2 separate regions of the Homo sapiens genome follow, and region 1 is linked to region 2. The links are chromatin contacts, found by Hi-C in ENCODE. All regions are on one chromosome and are shown on one strand. Each heading gives the region's core, a stretch centred on a gene start or an enhancer-like site at or near the end of the contact. The rest is flanking DNA. Distances are from core to core; before and after follow the strand shown. Region 1 holds the start of NSMCE1 (NSE1 component of SMC5/6 complex). Region 2 holds the start of LCMT1-AS1 (LCMT1 antisense RNA 1).

Region 1 (4,821 bases), core at 1,537-4,036, 2.2 Mb after region 2:
AACTTGGTGGCAGGTACATGAGTGTTCATTTTATTTTTGTTCTTCAAACTTACACTTCCACACAATTGTATAGGTATGTTACATACAATGTTTTTAAATGTGATGGGCTGGGCATGGTGATTCACACCTGTAATCTCAATACTTTGGGAGGTCAAGGCGGGAGGACTGCTTGAGGCCAGGAGTTTAAGACCAGCCTGGGCAACATAGCAAGATCCACTCTCAACAACAACAACAACAACAAAATAATGTGAATATGTTAAATAACAGCCAAAATAAATGTAAATGAGAATGAGAACAGGATAGGATTGAATGCTATAATTTGGTGGAAAAGGAGTGGGAAAAGTAGGAGTGGAAGAAAGACAACCATAAGCTTGTTTATGCATATTATGTCCCTTGTCTCTATGAGAAGAGACTGTAGGGAGAATGGTGGGATTAGCATAGACATGTATTACCTACTTAAATAATTTTATTTTATACAAAAATCAGCCAGGCGTGGTGGTGCACGCCTGTAATCCCAGCTACTCAGAAGGCTAAGGCAGGAGAATCGCTTGAACCCAGGAGGTGGAGGTTGCAGTGAGCCAAGATCGCGTCACTGCACTCTAGCCTGGGCGACAGGGCGAGACTCTGTCACAAAAAGAAAAAAAAAATTACTTTTTTTAAAAAAATTAATTAAAACAGTTTATTGGCTTTAAATGTACATCAGTAAATTTTTAAATGCTAAAAAGTTATGATAAAATAATACAGAACCAAAACATCAAAGAAAATAGAGGCTCAGCAGCATGATTTCAATATATTTTCCCGGATAAACAGATTTTTTTTCTAAGTATATGCCTTTTTATTCAAGAACAAAAACTCCCTAAATTCAATGTTTAGAACTGAATTTTTTTTAACTAAGCCCAGAAAACTGGGGCTCATAAAATAAGGCATAATGTGGGCAGCAAAAGAAAAAAGGAGAAAAAAAATGGGAGAAAAATTGGTTTTAATCCCATGTATAATATAGGTTGGCTGGTTTTGTTTTTGTTTTAGCCAATTTAAGGCAGAATTATCTCTCTGCAACCTTGCAGATAAATCCTAGTGTTTTAGCCATAAGTTTCAAGAGTTCATATATACAGATAAACCAATTAAAAAAACCTTTTCGAAGGCTTTTGAAGCATTATATAAATCTTTAAAATTCCTATCACCCACATTTTAAGAAATACATCTATACGTTTAAATTTATTATTAAATTAATTAAATGCATTAATTAAATCAATTTATTTAAATTTAATAATTTTAAAATAGAAATGTTTGTGGAATAAGTAAATCTCAGTCATACCATTCGTGCGGGTGCTAACACAATTCTAGTGCTTCACATGCCCGACCTCATTTAACCCAAACCAGAACAACCTTATGAGCAAAGGGTCACTGACCCCATCTTACAGATGAGGAAACTGAGACTAAGAGGGCACAAGGTGACACACAAGAGTTGGTGGCAGAGATAGACGTGACCATACAACAGCACAGTTCCTGTTTTCAAGGACACTCTCTATCCAGCGAGAGTGAGAAAAGTGAGTGAACAGAACAACTACAATCCAGGTCCCTCATCTGCAACCCTCAAATCTAAAAAGGTATGAATACTAGTGGATGATCGGATGCAGGGGAAAAAAAAAAAAAAGTCTGAATACCAAAACTTGTTTAAGTTGGAAAACTTGACCTGACTTAAGGTGAGGCTATTTATGGTTATTTATCCCAACAGTGTAAATATATGCATTTTTTTTTTTGAGACGGAGTTTCGCTCTTGTTGCCCAAGCTGGAGTGAAGTGGCACGATCTTGATTCACTGCAACCTCCGCCTCCCGGGTTCAAGCGATTCTCCTGCCTCAGCCTTCCGTCTCAGCCTCCCGAGTAGCTGGGATTACAGGCACGCACCACCACGCCCGGCTAATTTTTTGTATTTTTAGTAGAGACAGGGTTTCACCATATTAGCCAGGCTGGTTTCGAACTCCGAACCTCAGGTGATCCGCCCCCCTCAGCTTCCCAAAGTGCTGGAATTATAGCCGTGGGCCACCGCGACCAGGTCAATGTAATATATGCGTATCTTCATAACTTTAGCTGTGGAAAGGGTCGTGTATTTGATTACAAGCCGCTGCTCCAGCCCCCTCTGAGGGTGAAACCTAACATAGAACATAGGGACTTTACCTTTCCAAACTCCGAGAACTCCTCGATTTTAAACGCATCTGGCCTCGGGGCTGTAACATAAGCGGCTGCGGACTTGTACAAAGTAAGAAACTCCGTACACAAAACAGAGGGGAGCACGGAGGGCGGCGGGACAAAGAGGGTGGTCGGCAAAGGCTGTATTTTCCATAGATGTAATCACAGTTTGAATCGAATTTTATATTTTGCTTTTTCACCTGTTACAATGAAAAGTATCTTTACCTGTTAAATCGTAATTACGATTAAAAATATTTTTCACTAAATAGTAAGATTTTTAGATGTCTGCGTGTGTGTTGCGGGAGGACATCCCAGTCCGCTGTTTTCTGCGGCCCCTGTCTGGGCCTCAGTTTCCCCATCAAGAAGGGGGAAACCCCAAGACCCCAGTCCCCGAGTTCCACAGCCCACGGGGACCGACCCCGGGGCCGGACCCCACTGCCTGTCTCGCCCACCCCACCTTCCGTCCTCCCCTCGCCTTCCTTGAAGTCCCTCTTCTTTCCCCTCCAACCCCTAGCTCCCCACGTTACCCACCAGGGAGCCCAAGCGCATCCCAGGCCGCGCTAGCGGATACGGTCGCAAGGTGGACTCTTCTTCCTTTGAGGCGGGGCGAACGCGAACGCGGCGTTCCCATTGGTGGCCTGCGGCTTATTCGCCCGTCCGTTGAGTGACGCACTTCCGGTTCTCCGTTTGCGCCATTGCCCTGGTGGTTCCGCCTCGTGGGTTAGATCCCAAATTACGCCCGCTCTCGATCCTTAATAATGGGAAGGGGCTTCCACTTGTCGCCCTCCGCCTCCTGCACCTCAGTGACTTCCCTGACCAAGGAGGAAGAATTGGCGTGCAGCCTGGGCTTCCCTCAATGGCCACCATTCCGCTGGCACAATGTAGTGCCCTGCCCCGGGCCTCAGTTTCCCCATCTGTGGAACTGAGTGTGGCCTCGACGTCAAAAATGTGGACTCTGGTCCGGTCGCGGTGGCTCACGCCTGTAAGTAATCCCAGCACTTTGGGAGACCAAGGCGGGCCGATCACTTGAGGTCAGGAGTTCGAGACCAGCTTGGCCAACATGGTGAAACCCCCGTCCCTACTAAAAATACAAAAAGTAGCCGGGCGTGGTGGTGTGTGCCTGTAATCCCAGCTACCCGGGAGGCTGAGGCAGGAGAATCACTTGAACCCGAGAGGCAGAGGTTGCAGTGAGCCAGATCGTACCACAGCACTCGAGCCTGGGTGACAGAGCTCAAAAAAAAAGAAAAGAAAAATGTGGACTCTGTGGTCATAGAGCCTGATCTAGAATCCTGGCTCTGCCACTTACTAGTTGGCAGGCGCTTGGGCAAGTCACTGAGCCTCAGTTTCCTCTTCCATTAAATGAGGATATTAGTTCTTGCAAAATAGTGTTGGTGAGATTTACAAGAGATAATAACACCTATATCAGGTGCTTAGCATGGCCATTGAAAAGTGTCACATGGGAGTGCTGATTATATGTTAACTGTTATCTTACCTAGGGATTGTGAGAAAGCAAGTGAAATTACTCGTGGAAGTGAATGGACTGCTTTGAGTCTTCAAGGCGTTAATTTTCCAAACGTTTGAATTCTATCCCTGGTCTGAGAGCTAGGGATGCAGCCTAGCAAGGGAAACAGGTAACTAATATAGAACAGCAGTACCTGCAAATATCTGTCTCTGTGAGGATAGATCAAATCCAGGCTTGGTCACTCACCACCCCTGTGATCTTGGACAACCTCTTAACCTCTCTGGGCTTCAGTTTCATCTGCTAAGTGGGAAAGCAGTGGTGTGTGGTGATTAAAAGCTTCAGCTTTGGAGCTGGATGGTCAACATGGAATCCTGGGCCTTAAACTCAGTGTCTCTGAGACATAGGACAAAGTACAGTCAGCTGTCCATGTTTACAGGTTCCCCATCTACGGATTGAAGCAACTGTGGGTGGTTAATATTTGTGGGGGAAAACAGTAAAAAATAACAGTTCAACAATAAAAATAATACAGATTCCGAAAGCAATACAGCATAGCAATTACTTATATAGCATTTACATTGTATTAAGTATTGTAAGTAATTTAAAGATGATTTTCAATATACTGGAGGATTTGTGTAGGTTAAATGCAAGTATTCTCGCATTTTGTAAGCACCCAATGGTTCTCCTTGCCTGCTTCCTAGACAGAACCAATTTATCAAGACAGGGGAATTGCAATAGAGAAAGTTTAATTCACACAGAGCTGGCTGAACAGGAGACCACAGTTTTATTATTACTCAAATCAGTCTCCCTGGAAATTCAGGGTTTTCAAGGATAATTTGGTGGCTGGAGGTGCTGGGGATTAGAGAGTGTTGATAGGTTGGATCAGAGAGGAAAGGAGTCAAAGCTGTCCTCTTGCACTGAGTCAGATCCTGGGTTAGGACCATAGGACCAGATTAGCCAGATTACAGGGCTGGGTGGCGTCAGCTGGTGCATTAGAACACGGGTTCTGCAAAATATCTCAAGCACTGATTTTAGGTTTTAGAACAGTGATGTTACTCCCGGAAGCAATCTGGGGAGGGTCAGAATCTTGTAGCCTCCAGCTTGCGTGACCTCCTAAACCATAATTTCTAATCTTTTAGCTAATTTGTTAGTCTACAAAGGCAGACCCGTTCC
Region 2 (4,148 bases), core at 1,350-3,849:
ATGCCTGGCTAATTTTTATTTTTAGTAGAGATGGGGTTTCACCATGTTGGTCAGGCTGGTCTCGAACTTCTGACCTCAGGTGATCCACTTGCCCCGGCCTCCCAAAGTACTGGGATTACAGGCATGAGCCACCATGCCAGCTTTTTGTTTGTTTTTTGAGACGGAGTTTTGCTCTTGTCCCCTAAGCTGGAGTTCAATGGCACGATCTCAGCTCACTGCAACCTCCACCTCCCGGGTTCAAGTGATTCTCCTGCCTCAACCTCCCTAGTAGCTGAGATTATAGGCGCCTGCCACCATGCCTGGCTAATTTTTGTATTTTTAGTAGAGACGAGGTTTCACCATGTTGGCCAGGCTGATCTCAAACTCTTGACCTCAGGTGATCCACCCACCTCGGACTCCCAAAGTGCTGGGATTACAGGTGTGAGCCACCGCGCCCAGCCCACTCTAGCTATTTTTTATAGAAGAAAGAGATACTGGAGAGCCAAAGCAACAATTGTCCATTGTAGCCTTTTGGGGAGAGATTCCATGGTGAATGCCTAACTTTTGGCCCACAATATTAATGTCCAAGAGCTTTTACACTTCCACAACTCTTCTCCTGACTTTGTCAAAAGATGCAGTCTAGTTGGCAGTGAACTTTCTCTGGCTGGGATATGGCTCAAAGACTACCCCAGCATTGTCTCTTGCATTAAGGTATCATTTAGCCTGAGATGGCTAAGCTTGCAATCTCCAGACTCCACGCTGTCATAAACTTTCAGATCCTCAACCAGGAACTTACATGGAATGAGCTGGCCCTGGAGGTCAGCTGGAAGATGGCCAAATTCCTCTGAATCACCAGCTATTTTGAATCAAAGGCTCATCCAACAACAAAAGTGTATAAACCCATCTGCCTCCGCCTTCTTCCAGTCACCCCCAGTCTCACTGTCCAGACCTGTGGGATTAACACCGTATAGTACTTGCTGTTAACACTTACTATCCACTAACACCCGTGGAATGTGGACACTGCTAAGCTGGGAGATGATGCTTGTGCAATAGTTTGTATTACCCTTTTGGCAAAGGACCACTCCAAGAAAATGGTGTATTTCATCCCATCAGCATTCCCCCTGGCAAAGCTCTCCACCCTTAGTCATTCCCCTCTTGTCATTTCTACTGTGGCTATCAATGAGATCTTGTGCCTCCATTAGAATACTGAGCTAGCATTTGATATTTGACCTCACTCCAAGGTGTGTATTCTGGGTTTCTGTTGTTGATTTTCTTTTTAAAAAAATGAGTGCAATTCAAAGTTCTTAAAGTATATCTGTTTCCTGCTTCCAACAACTGACAGATAACAAAATGGAATATACAAAGACATTTTTAATTTATAATGTATATTAAACATTATTATACATATACAACTTACAAGGGTTGCTTCTGGCTGGATTCTCTGCCAATCGCCCGAACACTGAGGATTCTGCTAGTTGTTCTGCCCTGAGTTAATTATAGCTATAAAATTTCATCACCAGCAAGAAACCAGGCGACTTCCCCAGTACATCTTGAATTTATACATATATTTTGTACTAGATTTAGTACAAAATAAATCCAAAACATCTTGAATATGCCTCATAATGAAACAGACACACGTGAACCCACTCCCACGTGAGAAACTGAGGATGTGTCTATGTGCTCCTTCCCTGCCTCTCCCTCCCCCTCTTGTGTGCTACCCTCCCGGCTCCCTAAAGATCACCAATATCCTGATTCTTTTTTATTTTTTTTTCTCATGTCTTGCCTTCTCTGTACAGTATTTTACCATATATGTACGTTTCTCTAAACAACATTAGTTTTACTTGGTTTGAACTTTACAAAAGTGTTGTTAGACTTCCTTCTTTCACTGAACATCGTGTTTCTGAGATTCAGCCATTGATGCTGCTACCTGGTAGCTCTAGTTCATTTATGATCGCTGCTACATGGCTTCCTATTGTATTACTTTTCCACACACTACTTCCCTCACTACATTTCTTTTCTTTCTTTCTTTTATTTATTTGTTTATTTATTTTTTTGAGACGGAGTCTCGCTCTGTCGCTCAGGACGGAATGCAGTGGCGCCACATGGGCTTACTGCAACCTCCGCCTCCCGGGTTCAAGCGATTCTCCTGCCTCAGCCTCCTGAGTAGCCAGGACTAAGGCGGCCGCCACCACGCCCGGCTAATTTTTGTACTTTTAGTAACAACGGTGTTTCACCATGTTGGCCAGGCTGGTCTCGAACTCCTGACCTCAGGTGATCGGCCCGCCTCGGCTTCCCACAGTGGTGGGATTACAGGAGTGAGCCACTACGCCCGCCCCCCTCACTACATTTCGAAGGCAATTTTGGGGGCAAAGCCCTCAGCACAGTCGCTGGCAGAGTCAGCACACAACAAAATTTTGTAAAATTGAATGACACTGAGCCCGGACTGAATGTAACAACTTACACATGTTGCTTCTGGCTGGATTCTCTGCCCTTTGCCCGAACGCTGAGGATTCTGCTAGCTGTTCCGCCCTGAGTTAATTATAGCTATAAAATTTCGCGACCAGCAAGCAGAAACCGGGCGACTTCTCCAGACACCTAAGACTACGCTTCCCAGAAAGGATTGCGATACTCTCCTACTGTTTAGTTTCTTTTTCCTATCGTCAAATTTCCGGGTTATGTGGGCGGTGCCAAAATAATTATCCAATGAGCAACTTCGTAGGCTGAGCGGGCAGGAGAATTGCTCAATGAGCGACTCGGAAGAGGAGCCAATAAGCGGAGAGGTTGCTGGGGTAGCCGGCGTGGGCGGCGTCACTGAGCCGCGCCAGCTGAGCCAGGTAGGGCCCTACCCTCTTCTGTTGCTTTCTCCCTGTGGCTCGCGCCGTCCCCCGCCGCCCGTCGACCCCGCTTCCATGTCCCTGGCGGACACAGCTCCCAGGAACCTCCACGCCCATGGCCACTAGGCAGAGGGAATCCTCTATCACCTCCTGCTGTTCCACCTCGAGCTGCGACGCAGACGACGAGGGCGTGCGCGGCACCTGCGAAGATGCTTCCCTGTGCAAGAGGTGCCTGTCGGGCGCGGGGTTCGGGGCCGGCATCTGGGGCGCGGGCCTAGGTGGGAGGTGGGCCTGCATCTGAAGAATACGCTCAAGGCTGGCAGGGATGCAGCCCCCGCCTCGCACGACCCTCGCTTCCCACCTGTGAAGTGCACGGAGCAGGGCTTCATTTATTTAACGAATCGTTTCTGAGCTTTTGCTGTGAGCCAGGCAGGGGGCCAGCCTGGGTATCGTCGATGGGAGCAGGCCCCTGAGCCAGACAGACGAGGCCTTGGGCTTCTTGGAGCTAAACGCTGCTGGAAAGACAGACATGAAGCAAATAGTAGCTCCAGCCTCGATGGGTTACGAGGATGAGAGGTGTAGGTTCTCTCTCTTTTGTAGGTTGCATTCTTTAGGGGGTTGGTGTGATCCCTGTTGTGCACCTGAAACTCAGGATGACGAGGGGAAATAACCCACCCAGAGCCAAGTAATATCTCTTTGCAGAGCCAGTACCGCACTAAGTCTCCACTGTTAAGGGTGTGGTGGTGGGGATGGGGGCGTAGCCAGCAGAGGTACGTGTCAGAGAAAGAGAAAGCTTGAGGCTTGAATGTCCACCATTTATTCTTTCATTCAACAAAATTTTTTGAGACCTTACTTTGTGCCAGGCCTTTACTTTGCAGTGGTTAGTAGGAATTCGATGGTGGAAATACACCAAGAACAAGACAGACATGGTGTCAGACATACTGGAACTCACAGCTTTGTTGGAAAAGAGAGACAGGAAGCAAATAATTACCTATGAAATATATAATTATGATTTTTTTGTGTTGAGTGCTGACAAATACGGCAGTGCCATTAGAGTTTGTAATTTTGTCAGTGATGTTTAAGGTGAGAAGAGTTTGGGCGCGGTGGTTCACGCCTGTAATCCCAGCACTTTGGGAGGCCGAGGTGGGCAGATCACGAGGTCAGGAGTTCGAGACCATCCTGGCCAACATGGTGAAACCCCATCTCTACTAAAAATACAAATATTAGCTGGGTGTGGTGGCGGGCGCCTGTAATCCCAGCTACTCGGGAGGCTGAGGCCGGAGAATCATTTGAACCCGGGAGGCAGAGGTTGCAGTGAGCCAAGATCACGCTATT

What was found. Hi-C counts contacts between places; a loop is a spot of excess contacts on that map. Pooled maps may share reads with other maps.
Region 1: a loop to region 2 is called in a pooled map, with 5 times the contacts of the local background. The contact joins the promoter of NSMCE1 here to the promoter of LCMT1-AS1 in region 2. A Hi-C loop is called at or near these places in 4 of 50 pooled maps.

Annotation. Positions count from the first base shown.
Region 1 is chr16:27,265,986-27,270,806 of GRCh38, forward strand. NSMCE1 (NSE1 component of SMC5/6 complex) reads right to left here and starts at 2,787. Exons shown (of 8, transcript NM_145080.4): 1 at 2,721-2,787. NSMCE1-DT (NSMCE1 divergent transcript) reads left to right here and starts at 2,220. Exons shown (of 5, transcript NR_037184.1): 1 at 2,220-2,259. RefSeq lists a silencer at 2,681-2,760.
Region 2 is chr16:25,108,956-25,113,103 of GRCh38, forward strand. LCMT1-AS1 (LCMT1 antisense RNA 1) reads right to left here and starts at 2,600. Exons shown (of 3, transcript NR_120306.1): 1 at 2,441-2,600. LCMT1 (leucine carboxyl methyltransferase 1) reads left to right here and starts at 2,787. Exons shown (of 11, transcript NM_016309.3): 1 at 2,787-3,041. The coding sequence starts at 2,929. RefSeq lists enhancers at 2,210-2,737, 2,515-2,844, 2,935-3,094.